2 separate regions of the Homo sapiens genome follow, and region 1 is linked to region 2. The links are chromatin contacts, found by Hi-C or POLR2A ChIA-PET in ENCODE. All regions are on one chromosome and are shown on one strand. Each heading gives the region's core, a stretch centred on a gene start or an enhancer-like site at or near the end of the contact. The rest is flanking DNA. Distances are from core to core; before and after follow the strand shown. Region 1 holds the start of IQSEC3-AS1 (IQSEC3 antisense RNA 1). Region 2 overlaps IQSEC3 (IQ motif and Sec7 domain ArfGEF 3).

Evidence for each region. A loop is a pair of places that touch in the nucleus more often than their neighbours do. ChIA-PET counts read pairs that join two places held with the same protein, here RNA polymerase II (POLR2A). Pooled maps may share reads with other maps.
Region 1: a pooled map shows a loop between it and region 2 (3-fold over the local background). The contact joins the promoter of IQSEC3-AS1 here to the enhancer-like site in region 2. A Hi-C loop is called at or near these places in 3 of 168 maps with a recorded cell type or tissue (Right ventricle myocardium inferior, astrocyte of the cerebellum and endothelial cell of hepatic sinusoid), 2 of 37 single-sample maps with no recorded cell type and 9 of 50 pooled maps. POLR2A ChIA-PET finds 5 or more read pairs at or near these places in 1 of 52 experiments (WTC11).

The regions. Positions count from the first base shown.
Region 1 is chr12:181,009-183,708 of GRCh38, reverse strand. It overlaps IQSEC3-AS1 (IQSEC3 antisense RNA 1), which reads left to right and starts at 1,301. Exons shown (of 3, transcript NR_183431.1): 1 at 1,301-1,641. RefSeq lists an enhancer at 1,221-1,722.
Region 2 is chr12:105,042-107,741 of GRCh38, reverse strand. The region is part of intron 2 of IQSEC3 (IQ motif and Sec7 domain ArfGEF 3); the gene reads right to left. IQSEC3-AS2 (IQSEC3 antisense RNA 2) reads left to right here. Exons shown (of 2, transcript NR_184284.1): 2 at 865-1,218. Among named protein-coding and RNA genes, the nearest start is that of IQSEC3-AS2, 5.4 kb to the left of the region's middle. Within about 2 kb of position 1,318, at least 3 of the 41 ENCODE cell types and tissues checked have a DNase peak (open chromatin) inside an H3K27ac peak, as active enhancers do.

The DNA of each region.
Region 1 (2,700 bases), core at 52-2,551, 76 kb before region 2:
TTTTGGTAGAGACGAGATTTCACGACGTTGCTCAGGCTGGTCTCGAACCCCTGAACTCAAGTGATCTGCCCACCTTGGGCTCCCAAAGTGCTGGGATTACAGGCGTCAGCCACCATACCTGGCCCTCTTTTTCTTTCTTTTTTTTTTCTTTTGAAATAGGGTCTCCCTCTGTTGCCCAGGTTGGAGTTCAGTGGTGCAGTCACGGTTCACTGCAGCCTCAACCTCCTGGGCCCAAGTGATCTGCCTACCTCAGCCTTCGAATAGCTGGGATTACAGTTGCATACCACCATGCCTAGCTTATTTTTAAGATCTGTGTATAGATGGGGGTCTCACTATGTTGCCCAGGCTGGTCTTGAACTCCTGGCTTCAAGTGATCCTCCTGCCTTGGTCTCCCGAAGTGCTGGGATTCCTGGCCCTAAGACTTGTAATTACCTATTCCACTTTAATTTAATGGTTATACATCCCAAATTTTCTGTTTGTTCTTGAGCAAGATTTGGTAAGATATTTTTCTAGCACAGTGTTCATTTTGTGGAGGGTTTCAAAATTATTGCCATAGGTTTATAGTTTATTTGAAGTATTTTATTTTGAAAATCTCTGCAGCATTCATAGTTACGTTCTCCCTGTTGGTCCTCAGGTTATTCATTTGTGCCGTCTCTCTTCTTCGTGATCAGTCTTATCAGAGGTTTGTCAACTTTATTAGTCATTTCTTAGAACTAACTTTTGGTTGTGTTAATCTTTTCTATTGTATATATATTTTCTATTTTATTACTTCTGCTTTTGTCTTTATTGTTTCTTTCCTTTGGGCTTATTCTGTTCTTCTTTTTTAACCTCTTAAGTGAAGTAGTCCCCTTAGCCATAGAAGGATGACTGGCCTGTGACTCAGCCTGCAGGCCTGGCACTGCTGTATGACTCCCCTGCCTTCCATTCCCTCTGAGGGTGCAGGGAGGGAGGCTGACTCCTACCCTAGATGTCTCAGAAGGAAAGGGGATTAGGGTTTCTTGAGGAAAGGAGGGCAGGGCAGGTCTGTCTAGGCAGTTGGAAACGTGGGAGTAACAGCCAGGTCGTCTTCCCAGCAGCCGGTTCCCACAGTTTTCCCAGAGCCAGGCTTGAGGTCACTTAGTCCTTAGGGTCATGGGAGCAGGAAGCGCTGAGGTGCTAGGGGCCGGCTGGTGGGTTAGGCAGCCTGGTTCCCTAGGGAGGGAACCCGTGCAGCCCTGCAGGGGCACGGGAGGGAGGGCGCAGGGGAGGAGAGCACTCCGCCCACCCGCTGAGCTCCAGCTCCCTCTCCTCCAGCCCATCCAGAAGGGAATTCTGGCAGAACCACTTCTGGACCTGTCCCTCTGCACCCCCCATTCCTGCGCCCTCATTTAACCTCCCTGACTCTGACCTGGGCTTGGTCTATCTTGGGGCCTGGCTGCCGTCCTGGGACGGGAAGGGGAGCAGATCAGAACTCAGCCTGCGGCTCCAGGCCGCTGGGCGCTGGCTGGGCCTCACGTTCTCCTGGAAGGACCACCTCCCTTGCCCTCCACGGGGTCTGCCTTTGCTCCCAAGGCTCCGCCCTGGACGGAGCGTCCTTCTTGCCTGGGCGTCTTCAGACCTTCATCTGTGACACCGGGGGCCATGTGGCTCACCCCGAGGAAGGTGAGTGAGGGGACCTGGTGCACAGGGTAGTCGACCGGTTGCTGAGTAGTGAGGAGTCCTGGCAGGAAGCAGCCCTGAGTCCCTGAGCGGCAGAGCTAAGGAGCCAAAGCCAGCACCCCCAGAGCTGCTGTCCGCAAGTGACCTGAGAGCAGTGGCACTAGGAGGGCCACACCTCCCGCCTGCTGCCCCCTGCTCTAAGCTACCTCCCGTCAAAATGCCTTCCTTCCAGGTGTCTCCATGAGGACACCACGGGGCGGTTGGCAAGTTCTTTCATCCTGGAGTCAGCACATGTGATTGATGGTGACTCCCAGAAAGCAGTGATCAATTGGCCACATCTGTCAGAGCTGGGATGGGAGGGGGCATGCCGAGGGCCGCAGCCATGTAGTGCCAGCCCCCTGAAGGAGAAATCAATCTCACTTCCGTTCTGTGGGGTTCACGCTGAGACGTGAAAGGCTGTTAGCCCCTGGACTCCTTGGGACTGCTGTGCAATAGGCCATGGAGTCCATTCCATTATTTAAAAATGGCAAGCCTAGGCCGAGGTGGGTGGATCCCTTGAGGCCAGGAGTTTGAGACCAGCCTGGGCAACGTAGTGAGACTCCGTCTCTACAAAGACAAACAAAAATTATTCAGGCATAGTGGTGCACACCTGCAGTCTCAGTTTACTGGGGAGGCTGAGGAGACAGGATCCCTTGAACCCAGGAATTCAAGACTAACCTGGGCAATATAGAGAGACAGCCTGTCTTTTTATTTTATTTATTTATTTATTTTGAGACAGAGTCTCGCTCTGTCGCCCAGGCTGCAGTGCAGTGGCATGATTCCGGGTCACTGCAACCTCCGCCCCCCAAGTTCAAGCGATTCTCATGCCTCAGCCTCCCAAGTAGCTGTGATTATGGGCTCACGCCACCATGCCTGGCTAATTTTTGCATTTTTAGTAGAGACGGGGTTTCACCATGTTGGCCAGGCTGGAGAGAGACCCTCATCTCTACAAAAATAATAATAGTAATTTAAAAATCAGCAGGGCGTGGCGACATGCACCTGTAGTCTGGGCTACTTGGGAGG
Region 2 (2,700 bases), core at 69-2,568:
TAAACAAAAAGGTAGTTAGAAAACAGACTACCGGCCGGGCGCGGTGGCTCACGCCTGTAATCCCAGCACTTTGGGAGGCCGAGGTGGGCGGATCACGAGGTCAGGAGATCGAGACCATCCTGGCTAACACAGTGAAACCCCGTCTCTACTAAAAATACAAAAAAATTAGCCGGGCACGGTGGCGGGCACCTGTAGTCCCAGCTACTCGGGAGGCTGAGGCAGGAGAATGGCGTGAACCCGGGAGGCGGAGCTTGCAGTGAGCCGAGATTGTGCCACTGCACCCCAGCCTGAGCCACAGAGCAAGACTCCGTCTCAAAAAAAAAAAAAAAAAAAAAAAAAGAAAACAGACTACCGGAGGGAAACCTCCTGGGTTAAGGCCATTTCAAAGCATTCAAGTAGATTTTACAGAAATGTCCAAAATAGGGAGACTAACGTATCTGCTGGTAATGGTAGACCACCTCTCCAGGGTGGAGGCCTTCCCCTCCCAGCTGCCACTGCCGGGGATGTGGTCAAAATAATCTTAGAACAAATTATACCCAGATTTGGCCTGGTAGAAAATACTGATTCAGACAATGGGAGCCACTTTAACTTGAGGGTGCTAAAGGAATTATGGAAAGTGTCCCTGCTGGAGACAGCAACACACTCCAGTCTTTCTTCATAGGCAGCTGTCCTTCCTGTTTTGTTTTTTTAATCATAATAAAAGAAATCTCTAAAAACCTCGTTTCTTAAGCCATTCCATGGTCTCTTGAGGGCAGTAAAATGTCTTAAGAATGCCATATCTGATCAAATCACTCTTGCTATAGATTATTTCTTCGTTTTTGGTTTGATGAAACAAATTAAAAACCCTTTTTGTCATACAAACAGATACAAAATCATTTTTATGGTCATGTTATTGGTCAGAAGATAAGTGAATGGGTAAAGAACTTTCAGAAGAGAAAATAAAACAAAGCACAAGAAATAGTGGGATTAGAAAAATCTCTACGCCTACAAAGGTTACTCTTCCTGGAAGTGAGAAAAGAAGATACAAAAGATTCCAACAAGAAGCTTCCAGTAAATGAAACAAGAACATATTTCCCAGAAAACTGGATAAAACTGCATTACCGAATACCCTGGACTAGAGAAAGCTTAGATGTTCCTCGTGGCATCTCTCACTTGTTCTGGAAGTATTATCTTTAGTTAGGGGTATTTCCTTAACTAATAAAGCCTAGCATTGCTGTTGTTGCTGTTTCTGTCCCTAAAAATATTCTCTGCGTCACTCCTCTGGAGTCCACACATGGCCTCAAGGGGCAGGGCGGAGGGGCAGGGAAGAGAGGCCAGGCCTTTTGAGGCCCTGAACAATAACCTATGTGCTCTCAGCCACCCGCTGGCTGTGGCTGGGGACATGGGAAGCAGCTGTTCACCTTCCTGCCTCACTTTCGCTTCCCATACTTGACAACACCTGCCTTCTGCTATCCTCCTGCCCTGGTGGTTACAGGCTGCAACTGACAAGCACCTGGTTCAAAACCTAGCTCTGCTCTTCATCAGCCACATGGACCATGCTCAAGGCATTCGTTGTCTCTGATCCTCAGTTTCCTTGTCTGTAAAATGGGAATAATATTTCACCAGCTTCTATTAGGGGTTAAACAAGATAATTCTTGCATAGCACATAGCAAGCACTCAGGACATGGTGGCTAGTATTTGCTTCCTCTCTCTCATGGGTGGGAGACACAAAACCGACACAGAGTTAGCAGGACTTCTCCTCCAATCATCTCTAAACATGCTGCTGACAAAAAGTTGCGTGCCTTAACGAGCAGCAATTTGAGGGCAGCCCAAGCACCAACAGGTTTCCCAAGCACCCTCTGGCGACAGCCTAGGTCACATGAAGGGGCCAGTCTCAGAGGATGCTCAAGGCCTGGCAGGGAAAATTACACAAGGAAATTGGCCTGGGCAAATAGCTGACTCCAAACAGGAGTTTCACATCCCTGCTGAGGAGAGCCCTCTGGACAGAAAGTCAAAACTCAATGACAAGACAAAACCTTCCTAATACTCTCTGGGATATTTTAATACGCCCTCCCAAAGTGTCAAAGTACTTTGACCTCTATTTTGGTTTTTATGCCTCCTGAATCTGGCGATTCAGGACAAATGAGACAAAAATGCACAGGGTGGTAAAGTGACAGGTCACACAGTTCCCTAGGGCAGATTCCTGTAGCTCCACGTCGGAATTCGGCCATCTTCCTGGGCATGGAGCCCAGGTCGGCTGGATTCTGCTCTAACTACACAGCTCCTCAGATCACCCAGGAGCACACCTGCTCTCAAAGCCCAATCCACAGGAGCAAGCCCCCTGTCCCCAGGATGCTCCCCTCTGTGCAGGTGCCACTCTGTCCCACCCCAGAGCCCAGGCTTCAAACCCCAGGATTCCCGCCCCCACCCTGCCCCTGCCAGCGGGCAAGATGCTCCCGCCACTGCAGGGGGCTTGTGGGGATTTTCACCCCATCCCAACCTCTCCAAAGACCTCTCCCAACCAACCAGTGAACCATGAAGGAGACAAAGAACACTTCCTTTAACCTCCCCTGCCGCCATCGCTTTCCTGGGGCGGGAGGCAGAGACCCAGAGCTTGGGGCCAGGCAGGCAGGGTGGGCCTGCCCCATGGGGCCTGTGGGGGAAGCCGAGGGCTTTTCTGCCCTTTTCTAGGGAAAGAGGACGCGGCTGTACCGCCCGACC